2 separate regions of the Homo sapiens genome follow, and region 2 is linked to region 1. A link is an interaction called in ENCODE POLR2A ChIA-PET data of the cell type or tissue named here. Cell type or tissue: Panc1. All regions are shown on one strand. Links, peaks and the distances in the headings refer to the core of each region. The heading gives the core; the rest is flanking DNA.

The links. Peaks named below come from ENCODE experiments on the same cell type or tissue, not always from the same donor. Only the 100,000 strongest peaks of a DNase experiment are listed, where the experiment ranks them.
Region 2: POLR2A ChIA-PET joins it to region 1 with 5 read pairs; 1 of 35 experiments calls an interaction of 5 or more read pairs at or near these places.

The regions. Positions count from the first base shown.
Region 1 is chr19:39,189,644-39,197,859 of GRCh38, reverse strand. NCCRP1 (NCCRP1, F-box associated domain containing) reads right to left here and starts at 896. Exons shown (of 6, transcript NM_001001414.2): 1 at 541-896. The coding sequence starts at 877. In Panc1, for the core only: no CTCF peak of the experiment used is centred there; a DNase peak (open chromatin) is centred at 2,569.
Region 2 is chr19:39,036,441-39,043,048 of GRCh38, reverse strand. No RefSeq gene overlaps it. Among named protein-coding and RNA genes, the nearest start is that of FBXO27, 7.2 kb to the right of the region's middle. In Panc1, for the core only: no CTCF peak of the experiment used is centred there; a DNase peak (open chromatin) is centred at 4,649; H3K4me3 peaks cover 476 bases; H3K27ac peaks cover 1,386 bases.

The DNA.
Region 1 (8,216 bases), core at 1-5,000:
CAGACAGAGACAGAGGGACAGAGAGAAGAACCCAGAGAAAGAGACAGGCCAAGAGTTTGAAACCAGCCCAGCCTGGCCAACATGACGAAACCCTGTGTCTACTAAAAATACAAAAATTAGCCAGGCATGGTGGTGCATGCCTGTAATCCCAGCTACTCGGGAGACTGAGGCAGGAGAATTGCCTGAGCCTGGGAGGCGGAGGTTGCAGTGAGCTGAGATTGCACCACTGCATTCCAGCCTGGGCGACAGCAAGACTCCGTCTCAAGAGACAGAAACATAGGCAGAGGGGGAGAGAGAGAGGAGGAGAGAGAAAGAGAGATGGAGAGGTGTGAGGGAGAGGTGTGAGAGAGGTAGGTAAGAGACATGACAGAGAGACAGGTGGTAAAATGGAGAGGCACAATGACAGAAAAAGAGACAGAGGGATGCAGAGAAATGCATAGACAGAGAGAGACAAAGAGGTAGAGAGATAAGGAAACAGGGAAAGAGGAAGAGACAGACGGTCAGGGTGGTGCCTCCTGGCTGCTCTGGGCCCTTGCGCACCTTCGGGGTTGGGCGAGCGCAGCAGGTTGCGGTAGAGCGGCCGCCGCAACAGGAGCAGCTTCCAGGTGAGGCGCTGGGGCAGCTCCAGGCCCCCGCTCAGCGGCCCCCACTCCTCCAGCAGCAGCTGCCGGGCGTGAGCCTCGGACGGCTGCGCCGGCTCGGGGAGCTCGGGGGCCTCCGGGGCTGCGGGCGATGGCAGCGACGGCGGCGAGGGCAGTGGTGGCGGCGACGGCGGCGGTGAAGGCGACCGTGGCGAGGGAGGCAGCTCCTGGAGGCTCGCGGGCCCATCGGCTTCCATCCCGCCACCGAGCGCGTGTCCCTCACGCACCTCCTCCATCCCTCGAGGCTGCGCGACTGTCCCGGTTTCACAGGGCTGGGGTTAACTGGGAGCGGGAAGGGGCAGGGCACCCTGGCTGACATTTAAGAGAGGGGCGTGTCGGGGGAGGATCTTGTCCCTCGGACCCTCCTCCCTCAGACCCAGGAGTCCAGGCCCCTAGCCCCTCCTCCCTCAGACCCAGGAATTCAAGACCCCAGCCCCTCCTCCCTCAGACCCAGGAGTCCAGGCCCCTAGCCCCTCCTCCCTCAGACCCAGGAATTCAAGACCCCAGCCCCTCCTCCCTCAGACCCAGGAGTCCAGGCACCAGCCCCTCTTCCCGCAGACCCAGGAATCCAGGCCCCCAGTCCGTCCTCCCTCAGATCCAGGAGTCCAGGCACCAGCCCCTCCTTCTTCAGACCCAGAAGTCCAGGCACCAGCCCCCTCCTTAGGTCCCCAGACTTCCTGCCCCAATTTTCCCAGGGCCAGCTGAGGACCCAGCGTGAGCCTGACAGAGCGTGTGACTAATGTGCTAATGCCAGGGCTCCGGGCTGTCTAATGGGACCCGTGCACCTCATTAAGATCCAGCATGGCAGGATTAAGAGGCTAATTAACGAAGACCCCCCTCCTCCCCCTCCCCACTCTGCAGAGGGGGAGTGGATGGATGAGCTGAGGTGCAAAGGGAAGGTCCTGCCTCTGCCACTTCCTTCTCTGTCCTCACCTGGGACACCCCCTTGGGGCCCTGACACATACTGTCCAGAAAACCAAGGTGAGGAGAGCAGAGAGACACCCAAAACCAGAGATGAGGAGCCTCAGAGATGGGGGACCCCAGGGAGGCACAAAGATGGCAGTGAGAGGGAAGCAGTGATCCCAACTGGGTGTTCTGGGGGCCTGCACCCCTGCCTGGGACTGGGGTGGGGGGCTGCAGAAGCCTCCCCCATCAGAGGTCACGAGGAGGTGGGAGCAAGGGACGGGGCACAGGTGGGGACAGGAGGTCAGGTGTGGAGGAAGTGGGGTGGCAGAGGAACCTGTAGCGCCAGATTCCCACAGCCACTTCCTGCCCGTGGCCACATCCCTCTACCTGGCCCAGGTAAGCTCAGCACTGAGCGCTTGCTTCTCTCTCTCTCTCTCTCTCTGATGGAGTCTCACTCTGTCACCCAGGCTGAAGTGCAGAAGCACGATCTCAGCTCACTGCAACCTCCGCCTCCCGGGTTGAAGTGATTCTCCTGCCTCAGCCTCCCGAGTAGCTGGGATTACAGGCATGTGCCACCACACCCAGCTAATTTTGTAGTTTTAGAAGAGACGAGGTTTCACCCTCTTGATCAGACTGGTCTCAAACTCCTGACCTCAAGTGATCCACCTGCCTTGGCCTCCCAAAGTGCTGGGATTACAGGCGTGAGTGCTTTCTACTGAGCGCCTCTAAGTTCATTTCATTCTCCTACAAAGACAAGGTGGGTGCTACTATGACTGGCATTTTATAGGTAAAGGAAAAGTAACAGCAAACATGTGTGTGCAGCTGTGTGCTGGCGGATGCCCTCTGGGACGGGTCTTTCCAATACAACAACCCTGTGAGGGGTGCCATGGAAACAGAAGCTGCCTTCCCAGGCTGGGTCCCATATAGTCCCAGATAACTCCACATGCTTTCACAGGCACTTCCTGCCCCAACGCTCAGACACTCACAGACACTCAGCGGGTGGGGGACAGAAGTCACGCCCCAGTGATAATGATCATGTAATTGAGGCTGCCCTCATGCCAGGCATTGCACTAAGTCCATTAGTTGCAATGGACTTAGGTAATTAATTAGGCAATTAATTCAGTCTCCACATCCACCCTAGGAAGTAGCATGACTAGGAAGTCATGTGCATTTAGCAGATGAAGAAACTAGGCACAGAGAGGTCTAGTAACTCACCCAAGGTTGCACAGCTGGTACACAACGAGTTAGACACACTCGCATACAGAATCTTAGAGAACATACACAGGGACACAGATTCAAATTGCCCCCAAGGGCTGAGTGTGGTGGCTCACACCGGTAATCTAACACTTTGGGAGGCTGAGGCAGGAAGATCACTTGAACCCACGAGTTTGAGACCAGCCTGGGCAACATGGCAAGACCCCATCTCTACAAAAAAATTAATAAATTATCTCAGTTTGGTGGAACACACCTGTGGTCCCAGCTACTCAAGAGGCTGAGGTGGGAGGATCGCTTGAGCCCAGGAGGTCAAAGTTGCAGTGACCTGAGATCGCATCACTGCATTTTAGCCTGGGTGACAGAATGAGATCCTGTCTCAAAGAAACAAAAAACAAAAACAGGCCAGGCGCAGTGGCTCACACCTGTAATCTTAGCACTTTGGGAGGCCAAGGCAGGCGGATCACTTGAGGTCAGGAGTTCAAGACCAGCCTGGCTAACATGGTGAAACCCCCATCTCTACTAAAAAAAAAAAAAAATACAAAAAAAAAAAAAATTAGCTGGGCATGGTGGTGCGTGCCTGTAGTCCCAGCTACTCGGGAGGCTGAGGCCGGAGAATCGCTTGAATCCAGGAGGCAGAGGTTGCAGTGAACTGAGATCGTGCCACTGCACTCCAGGCTGGGCAACAGAGCAAGACTCCATCTCAAAAACAAAACAAAACAAAAAACAAATCGCCCCTGGGAAGAAACATGGGCTCATACAGAAGCAAGCAGGAGATGATGGTTACATTTATTGAGTCTTGGACTCTTTGAACCTCACAACCCTGCAGAGTTGGGAACTGGTAATTGTATCTCTATTGACAGATCAGGGAACTGAGGCAAGAGAGGTGAAGTGACTGCCCTGGAAAGTTGGGAATTAACCAGTGCCCAGCGGGTGGGGAAAAACCAGGGGAGGGAGCAGATCAACAAATACTGCACCTGGAAGTCCCCAGCAGATTCCCAGGCAAACACTGGCAGAGCTCACAACACACGCACGACCAGACACTCCCACCACCACCACACGCACACAAACCCACGCCCTTGTCCTGGCTGCCCACCCTCCCTGCCTGAGACCTGTCATCGCCATGGGGGAGGAGGAGAAGGAGAAGGAGGGGTGTCTGGTGAGTGTAGTCAGAGCTGTGCCCAGGTCAGAATCCAGGGCAGGGAGTGGCTGGGAGCCGGAGGAGACTAGGACAGAAGGGCAGCCAGGAGTCTGTAGAGTGGCTGGATGCGGTGGCTTGTGCCTGTAATCTCAGCACTTTGGGAAGCTGAGGCGGGCAGATCACTTGAGCCTAGGAGTTGGATACCAGCCTGGGCAACGTGGTGAGACCTCGTTAGCCAGGCGTGGTGGCACATGCCTGTAGTCCCAGCTACTTGGGAGGATGAGGCAGGAGGATTGTTTGAGCCTGGGAGGTGGAGGTTGCAGTGATCTGAGATGGCGCCGCCACTGCACTGCAGCCTGGGTGATGGAGCGAGACCCTGTCTCAAAAAACAATAATAATAGGCCGGGCTCGGTGGCTCACACCTGTAATCCCAGAACTCTGGGAGGCTGAGGTGGGCAGATCACTTGAGGTCAGGAGTTTGAGACCAGTCTGGCCAACATGGTGAAACTAAAAATACAATCTCTACTAAAAATACCAAAAATTAACCAGGCATGGTGGTACATGCCTGTAATCCCAGCTACTGAGGATAATCACTTGAACTGGGGAGGTGGAGGTTGCAGTGAGTCAAGATGGCACCACTGCACTCCAGCCTGGGCAACAGAGAGAGATTCTGTCTCAAAAAATAAAAAATAAAAAGAATTGAAAAAAAAATAATAAAGGAAAATAAAGAAAACTAGAGTCTGTAGAGATTGACATCCCCTCCTGCCTACCCCTACCCTGGCTGTGGTTTTCACATGATCTCCTTTCTGGGTGCCTCGCTCACATCTGTTCCACACACACCCATACACATGACAGCCACAGGGGTTGGACTAAAGCCTGAACTGTGTCACTCCCCCAGTTAAGCCCTCCATGACTCCCCAGTGCCCTCAGGAGAAAAATCCCATCTCTTTGGCCAGCATCCAAGGTCCTGGGTTTCTGGTCTCTGCCTCCAGGACCTGTTCTCTTGCATCTCAGGGCTTTTGTGGTTCCCAAACTCAGCGGTTCCCAAACTTTAGGGCAGGTTCTGTCAGATTCACCCAGGGAGCCTCTGAGAAATGTGCATTTATTTCCAAGGAGCCGGCTTCAGTAATTGTGATGGGCCCCAGAATCTATGAGAAACCCTTTTACTTCAATCCAAGGGATCCAGGGCCACAGCTGGGCCCTGCAAAGCCAAGTGCATTATTATTATTATTATTATTATTATTATTATTATTATTTGAGTTAGGATCTTTCCCTGTTGCCCAGGCTGGAGTGCAGTGATGCTGATCACAGCTCACTGCAGCCTCGGCCTCCCAAAGTGCTGGGATGACAGGGGTGAACCACACTGCACCCGGCCTCCAAGTGCATTCTAACAATAAGTCCCAAACGTCCCCCTCTCTCCAGCAGGGGGATGGTAAAGTCCCTAATATGGGGGTTCAGCCCCGACAGGCTATTTCCCAAATACGTCAAAGCCTGGGTGACCAACACAGTCCCTCTTCCCCAAAGCCACGTCTCATATATCACGAAGTACAGAAAGCACGAGCAGTGGTATGACCACGTTGGAAAAGGATTGCACAATTTCTTTTCTTTTTTTTCTTTTTTTTAGACAGAGTCTTGCTCTGTCGCCCAGGCTAGAGTGCAGTGGCGTGATCTTGGCTCACTGTAACTTCCCGACTCCCAGGTTCAAGCGATTCTCCTGCCTCAGCCTCCTGAGTAGCTGAGATTACAGGCATGCACCACCACACCCAGCTAATTTTTTTGTATTTTTAGTAGAGATGAGGTTTCACCATATTGGCCAGGCTGGTCTTGAACTCCTGATCTTGTGATCCACCCGCCCCGGCCTCCCAAAGTGTTGGGATTACAGGCATGAGCTCCTGCACCTGGCCGACAATTTCTTATAAAACAAAAAATATGCACAACCTACGACACAGTGACCCTGCTCTGAAGTAGTTAGCCAAGGGAAATGAAAACATTGTCCACACAGAGACCTGGTCACGGTACTTTTTCATAACAGCTGCAAACTGAGGGGAACCCGAGTGCCCAGCAACGAGTGGGTGCATAAACTAACTGGAATGGCCACAATGGAGCACACTTCAGCAAGGAGAGGAATCACCTTTTTTTTTTTTTTTTTTTTTTTTTTTGAGACAGGGTCTGGCTCTGTCTCCCAGGCTGAAGTCCAGGGGCACGATCTCGGCTTAATGCAACCTCCATCTCCTGGGCTCAAACGATCCTCCTGCTTCAGCCTCCCAAGTAGCTGGGACCACAAACACACACCACCAAGCCCAACTAATTTTTGTATTTTTTTGTAGAGACAGGGAGTCTCCTCATGTTGCCCAGGCTGGTCTCGAACTCCTGAGCTCAAGCAATCCTCCCGCCTCGGCCTCCCAAAGTGTTAGATTACAGGTGTGAGCCACCACGCCCAGCCCAGGAATGATCTATGGGTACATACAAAACACAGATGACTCTCAAACACATTGTGATGAATGAAAGAAGCCAGGCAATACAGTGATACATTTTTAAAATTTATTTATTTTACAAATTTTGTATTTTTTGTAGTGATGGGAGTCTCACTGTGTTGCCCAGGCTGGTCTCACATTCCCGGGCTCAAGAGATAGTCCTGCCTCGACTTACCAAAGTGCTGGGATTATAGGTGTGAGCCACTAGGCCTGGCCAGTGATAGATTTTAGAGCATAAAGAAAAAAGAAAGCCGGGCGCGGCGGATCACGCCTGTAATCCCAACGCTTTGGGACACCGAGACGGGCGAATCACCTGAGCTCAGGAGTTCAAGACCAGTCTGGCCAACATGATGAAGCCCTGTCTCTACTAATAATACAAAAATTAGCCAAGCGTTGATGCACGCCTGTAATCCCAGCCACTCGGGAGGCACGAGAGTCGCTTGAACTCGGGAGGCAGAGGTTGCAGTGAGCCAAAATTGCACCACTGCTCAGTGTCGCCTTGGCGACAGAGTGAAACTCCGACTCAAAGTAAATAAATAAACAAAAGAACAATAAAGAAAAAGGAAAGAAAGAAGCCAGACATAAAAGAGTACCGACTATGTGATTCCAGTTATCTAAAGTTCTGGAAAAAGCAAAACTAATCTAGAATCAGATACAGCAGGTCTGTAATTTCACGAGGCTGGTGGGGCTTAACTACAAAAAGGCACAAGAGTAAATGCTGTGGGCTGATGAGAAAGTTCCATTTTAATTGCAGTTGTCATTATATGGGTGTATACATTTGTCAAAATTCAGCAAACTGTAGATTTAAAATGGGCGTAGTTTATTGTATGTAAATTATACCTCAATAAGAAACAAAACAAAAACAGTATGCCAATTCTCTCTATGTTGCTAATAAGAAAGTATCTACGAGGCAGTTATTAAGTAGAAGAGCAAGATATGGAACAGTGGGCCTTGTGCTTCAAAATGGATGCCGAAGAAGAAAAAGAAGAAGAAAATATACATACATATATATATATATATATATATATGTATATAAAATGAAGATTTGTCAGATCTCTTCCAGAAAGTGACTCTGCGGGCGAGATCTGGTGGCGTCCGAGACAGGCAAGGTGGGGACAATGACTTTGTACTCTATGTCCTTTGAAACTTTTGGATTTGGTATCACTTATGCGTATTACTTCTTTTAAGTATTACACTTTTTTTTTTTTTTTCCTGAGATGGAGTCTCGCCCTGTCACCCAGACTGGAGTGCAGTGGCACGATCTTGGCTCACTGCAACCTCCACCTCCCGGGTTGGAGCGATTCTCCTGCCTCAGCCTCCCGAGTAGCTGGGATTACAGGCACCTGCCACCACACCCAGCTAATTTTTGTATTTTTACTAGAGATGGGGTTTCACCATGTTGGCCAGGTTGTTCTCAAACTCCTGACCTCAAGTGATCTGCTCACCTCAGCCTCCCAAAGTGCTGGGATTACAGGCATGAGCCACTGTGCCCAGCCTATTACACTTTTAAGTGTAATTTTTGAGACAGTCTCACTCTGTTGCCCAGACTGGAGTGCAGTGGTGCAATCTCGGCTCACTGCAACCTCTGCCTCTTAAGTTCAAGCCATTCTCCTGCCTCAGCCTCCCCAGTAACTGGGATTACAGGCATGTGACACCACGCCCAAATAATTTTTTTTTGTATTTTTACTAGAGACGAGGTTTCACCATGTTGCCCAGGCTGGTCTCCAACTCCTGATCTCAGGTGATCCACCCACTGTGGCCTCCCAAAGTGCTGGGATTACAGGTATGAGCCACTACATCCAGCCTAAGTGTAATTTTTTTTTTGAGACAGGGTTTCTCTCT
Region 2 (6,608 bases), core at 1,609-6,608, 160 kb after region 1:
GTGAAAACATCAACTTCTGATTTTCACTTTGTGTGTCTTTGGTCATGATGTCAGACAGTTTGGTGAGCTTTTGTGTGGCCCATACATTGGGCACAAAGTTTGTTCCTTAAAATTGGTCTCATTTCAGCGTATAGGGCTTTGGAAACAGAGCAGCTTTTACTTTATTTATTTATTTATTTAGACAGAATTTTTTCTGTTACCCAGGCTGGAGTGCAGCAGCGCAATCTCAGCTCACTGCAACCTCCACCTTCCAGGTTCAAGCAGTTCTCGTGTCTCAGCCTCCCGAATAGCTGGGTCTACAGGTACATGCCACCAAGCCTGGGTAATTTTTGTATTTTTATTAGAGATGGGGTTTCACTGTGTTGGCCAGGCTGGTCTCGAACTCCCAATATCAAGTGATCTGCCCACCTCGGCCTCCCAAAACGCTGGGATTACAGGCGTGAGCCACCTCGCCCATCCAGCCGTTGCTTTTAGTCAGAGAGTTGTAGCAATATATTGGAGGAAGTCAGGAGAATTCAGGAACTCGTCCAGTCTATAGGTAGATAACAAGAACTTAAAAACAGTGCACAGGGCTGCAATCTATTAATAGGTATATTATAGTTTTTCTTTAGAAATGTAACTTTTTCTCTCCACATTTATCATATAGGAATCTCAGATTTAGAAACCTCTTGAGGCTCAGAAGCCAAACCAAGGCAGACTTTAGATTTTACCAACAGGTTCTTAAGGTTCTTGGGCCTGCCAGAAAGGGGCCATTTTTACTCATTCATTGTAAGACTGGGAACTCTTGAAGCCAGGCATTTATGTATATTTTAAAATATAATACTTCAGGCCAGGCATGGTGGCTCACACCTGTAACCACAGCACTCTGGGAGGCCAAGGTGAGTGGATCATCTGAGGTCAGGAGCTCGAGACCAGCCTGGCCAACATGGTGAAACCCTGTCTCTACTAAAAATACAAAAAAAAAAAAAAATTAGCTGGGCATGGTGGTGCACACCAGTGATCCCAGCACTCGGGAGGCTAAGGCAGGACAATCACTTGAACCTGGGAGGCAGAGGTTGCAGTGAGCTGAGATCGTGCCACTGCACTCCAGCCTGGGCAACAGAGTGAAACTTGGTCTCAATAAATAAATTAATTAATTAATTAATTAAAATAAAATATGACACTTCAGTCAAAGCCTTGGTGATATAGCCAGTGTTTTCTATTATATCTTGCTTATAAAGAAAGGGCAGACTTTTTCTGAACTTATGTAAATAAAAATAAGAATACTCACGAAGAGTTTCCAGATTTTGGAGGAATCAAGTGAGGAGAAAAAGCAAATGCTTTCACCTTTTGTTGTTGTTGCTGTTGTTTTTGGAGGAGTCTGGCTCTATCACCTGTTACCCAGGCTGTAGTGCAATGGCAAAGTCTTGGCTCACTGCAACCTCTGTCTCCTGGGTTCAAGCAATTCTCCTGCCTCAGCCTCCCAAGTAGCTGGGATTACAGGTGTGTCCCACCATGCCTGGCTCATTTTTGTATTTTTAATAGGGACAGGGTTTCACCATGTTGGCCAGGTTGGTCTCGAACTCCTGACCTCAAGTGATCTGCCTGCCTCGGCCTCCCAAAGTGCTGGGATTACAGCCATGAGCCACCACGCCTGGCCAAGACCTGATGGTTTTATAAGGGGCTTTTCCCCTTTTGCTCAGCACTTCTCTCTCCTGCTGCCCTGTGAAGAGGGGCATGTTGATTCCCCTTTTGCCATGATTGTAAGTTTCTTGAGGCCTGCCCAGCCATGCTGAAGAACTGTGAGTCAATTAAACCTCTTTCCTTTATAAATTATCCAGTCTTGGGTATTTATTCATAGCAACTTGAGAACGGACTAATACAGTAACCTTAAATTTTAGTGAAAACCTGGGAAGCAAGAAATATTGCATTGCCTGTCACATATGAGTATTTTATAAACGAAAATCATTTAATAACTTTACAAACATGTTTTCCCATAATTTTCGTGTATTAATAGACTCCAAAATATTTAGTTTTTATAATTATAAGAAGCCAGCTGGAGCTGGGCATGGTGGCTCATGCCTGTAATCCCAGCACTTTGGGAGGCTGAGGTGAGTGGGTCACTTGAGGTCAGGAGTTTGAGACCACTCTGGCCAACATGGTGAAACCGCATCTCTACTAAAAATACGAAAATTAGCCCAGCACGGTGGTGGGTGCCTATAATCCCAGCTACTTGGGAGGCTGAGGCAGGAAAATCTCTTGAACCCAGGAGGTAGAGGTTGTAGTGAGCTGAGATCATGCCACTGAACTCCAGCCTGGGAGACAGAGCGAGTCTCCATCACAAGAAAAAGAAGAAGAAGAGAAAAAGAAGCTAGCTGGGCACAGTGACTCATGCCTATATCCTAGCAATTTAGAAGGCCAAAGCAGACAGAACACTTGAGCCCAGGAGTTCAAGACCAGCCTGGGCAACATAGCAAAACTTTGTCTCTGCAAAAAATAAAAAACTTAGCTAGGCATGGTGGTGCACACCTATAGTTCCAGGTACTTGGGAGGCTCAGCTGGAGGATCACCTGAGCCCAGGGAGATTGAGGCTGCAGTGTGAACCTAATTAACAAACAGAGAGAGGTTCTATAAAAGAAGAGATGTTTGCACCAGGCACGTTGGCTCACACCTGTAATCCCAGCACTTTGGGAGGCTGAGGTGGGCGGATCACCTGAGGTCAGGAGTTCAAGACTAGCCTGATCAACATGGTGAAATCCCATCTCTACTAAAAATACAAAAAAAAATAGTTGGGTGTGGTGGTGGGCGCCTGTAATCCCAGCCACTCAGGAGGCCAAGGCAGGAGAATCACTTGAACTGGGGAGGCAAAGGTTGCAGTGAGCCGAGATTGCGCCACTGCACTCCAGCCTGGGCAACAGAGCCAGATTCCATCTCAAAAAAAAAGAGAGAAAAGATGTTTGTTTGGGAATACAGCACTGCAATGAGAATCTGCATGCCATAGTGAACTATGTGCAGATTCAGGAAGGTAAAGGAAGACAAAGGCTCTTACAAGAAAAAATGAGGAGTACATAATTGTTTTGAAATAATTATCCTTGACTACAAAGATCAAAATCGAGGGTGATGCCCGTTCGAGGTCAGACAGGCAGCTCTTCCACGGAGGGCTTTGTAGAACCATTTTTTGTGTAAAGTTGTAATGCCCTTTGGGCAAGTTTATGGTTTCTGTAGAGTCTTTTGTAATCATTTTTGTTATCAGGCGTATAAACATGAGAACTCTGTCTTTATGGCGTTCCCTGGCTCTATTTGTCAAGGTTTTCTTTTTCTTTTTTTTTTTTGAGATGGAGTCTTGCTCTGTCAACCAGGCTGGAGTGCAGTGTGACGCCATCTCGGCTTACTGTAACCTCCATCTCCTGGGTTCAAGCGATTCTCCTGTCTCAGCCTCCTGAGTAGCTGGGACTACAGGTGTGCACCACCATGCCTGGCTAATTTTTGTATGTTTAGTAGAGATGGGGTTTCGCCATGTTGGCCAGGCTGGTCTCAAACTCCTGACCTCAAATGATCCACCTCCCCTTCAGCCTCCCAAAGTGCTGGGAATAAGGCATGAGCCACTACGCCCGGCCTACCCAGGAAAGAATTCAAGGGCAATCCAGAGGTAGAAGAAACAGCTTTATTGAAGTGGCAGTGTCACAGCTCGGTGGTCGCTACTGCAGAGCAGGGCTATTCATAGGCAGGCAGTAGCAGCCCAGGGCAGTTCCACAGTCATATTTATACCCACTTTTAATTTTGCATGCAGATTAAGGGGCGTTTCATGCAGAAATTTCTAGGGAAGGAGGAGTAATCATTGGGTCATTGCTGTGGAAAGGGGCAGTAACTCGTGGTGTTGCCATGGCGATAGTAAATTGACATGGCACACTGGTGGGCCTGTCTCATAGAAAGCCGTTTCCGGCTGAGCGCAGTGGCTCACACCTGTAATCCCAGCACTTTGGGAGGCCCAGGTGAGTGGATCACCTGAGGTCTGGAGTTCGAGACCAGCCTGGCCAACATGGTGAAACCCCGTCTCTACTAAAAATACAAAATTAGGCAGGTGTGGTGGGGTGCGCCTGTAATCCCAGCTACTCGGGAGGCTGAGGCAGGAGAATCGCTTGCACCTGGGAGGCAGAGGTTGGAGTGAGCTGAGCTTGTACCACTGCACTCCAGCCTGGCCGACAGAGCAAGACTCTGTCTTAATAATAATAATAATAATAATAATAATAATAATAATAATAATAATAGAAAGCTGGCCGGGCGCCGTGGCTCGCGCCTGTAATCCCATAACTTTGGGAGGCTGAGGCGGGCGAATTGCGAGGTCAGGAGATGGAGACCATCCTGGCTAACACGGTGAAACCCAGTCTCTACTAAAAACACAAAAAATTAGCCGAGCGTGGTGGCACATGACTGTAGTCCCAGCTACTCGAGGGGCTGAGGTAGGAAAATCGCTTGAACCTGGGAGGCGGAGGTTGCAGTGAGCCGACCAACTCCAGCCCGGCAACAGAGCGAGACTCCATCTCAAATAAATAAATAAATACATAAATAAATAAAACTGCTTCCCACCCTCCTGCTGTCCTCCACCGCCCTGTTCTACCAAGTCCTCAGTCTGATCTGGTGTCCAAGCCACGCCTCTGGAGTCGAGTCCCGCCTCCTACCTCACTCTAATCCTGTTAACAATGGCCTCCAGGGAGAGCTGTAGTCCAGAAAGCCGCATTGGTGGAACCTCTAACACCCTTGGAATTAGTCGTGCAGCCCACTTCTCTGTTCCCGGAGGTCCATGACATTTCTACTTCTGCAAACTGGACCAGCAGGACTTTCCCCAGCTTCCCACCCACACCCCTAGCAGAGAGAGAAGACTGCAGCCCCCACTCACGTTTGCTTTGCATCAGTGTTGCTCAACCTCATCAGAGCCAGTGCTCCCGATGTATAGCAAATAATTTCTTACCTTGAAATGAAACACTTAGATAATAAAACCTAGCTCCAAAATGCCCTAACTATAAGGTAAAGGGGAAATAAAAGGAGAGAAATTTAAGTTAGCAGAGCCTGGTGGCGTGTGCCTGCAATCCCAGCTACTCGGGAGGCTGAGGAAGGAGAATCACTTGAAGCCAGGAGGCGGAGGTTGCAGTGAGCCGAGATCGTGCCACTGCACTCCAGCCTGGGCAACAGAACGAGACTCCATCTCAAAAAAAAAAAAATGTGTATCAACATGCAAGGGATGTTTGGCTTGATTCCTGTAAGATTCAGCTACTCAATGCTTCGTCCTGGGAGCATAGGCTTTGGCATCTTCTGGGAGTTTGTTACAAATGTGGGCCTGATGATTTGGAATCCCCAGGGGGTTTGGTATATCTCTAGAACATTTCCCCCTCTGTGTGGAGTCTCTGAAGCAACAGCTCCATAAAACCCACAGCTGGCCCTCCTGAATTAAGAGATTTCCTGGTTTGCTGAACTGAAGAACAACTCTGCTTTATCCATTACAAGGAAGGTAATTTTGAAAGTGCCAATCCGTTTTTTTGTTCTCTGTTTCTGCTTTCCTCAGCCCTTTTCTGGCTATAAAGTATAGGGACAAGGCCAGTGTGATGGCTCACACCTGTAATCCCAGCACTTTGGGAGACCAAGGCAGGAGGATCACTTGAGGCCAAGAGTTTGAGATGAGACTGGATGGACATTGTAGCAAGACCCCATCTCTGCAAAAAAAATTTTAAAATTACCCAGACATGGTGGGACTATAGCTGTGCCTATAATCCCATGTATTCGAGAGGCTGAGATGGGAGGATCACTTGAGGCTGGGAGGTCACAGCTGCAGTGACCTGACTCATGCCTGCAATCCCAGCACTTTGAGAGGCTGAGGTGGGAGGATGGCTTGAGCCTGGGAGGTCAAGTCTGCAGTGAGCCAGGATCACACCACTGCACTCCAAACTGGGTGACAGAGTGAGACTTCATCTCAAAAGAACTTTATAAAATTTTTAACAAGTGAAGGGACAAGTGAAACTTTCCATCCACCGTCTCTGAAGGCTTGATAATTTGAGTCTCTGAAATAAACTTGACAGTAGACAAATGAACTAGAGAAAAGGCACACAAATCCATTATGTGCACACACAGAGAAACCCCACAAAGTATGAGATTCAAAGAAGGTCCAGATGGTTGAAGCTTAAATAGCATTTTGAGATACAGAAATAGATAGGGGCTAGGAGGCTTCTGGACCATGGTGGTGACAAGCTAAGGTAGGGTGAAGGGCAGAACTGCACTAAGAACAAAGGTCATCTTATTTGCAGATAAAGTCTCTCAGGTAGCAGCCCTCAGAGAGATGGGTGAATCCTGTCTGGGTGTGGTGTCTTTGGGGTGGACACCAAGAGTCTTGCCCTTGGGAGGAGAACCAGGGACTGGAAAAGGACACTGACTTTTCAGTATCTGCCCTTTTGACCTACTTGGAATTTTTTTTTTTTTTTTTTTTTTTTTGAGATGGAGTCTTGCTCTGTCACCCAGGTTACAGTGCAGTGGCTCAATCTCAACTTACTCCAACCTCCGCTTCCCAGGTTTGAGCGATTCTCCTGCCTCAGCCTCCTGAGTAGCTGGGACTATAGGTGTGTGCCACCACACCCAGCTAA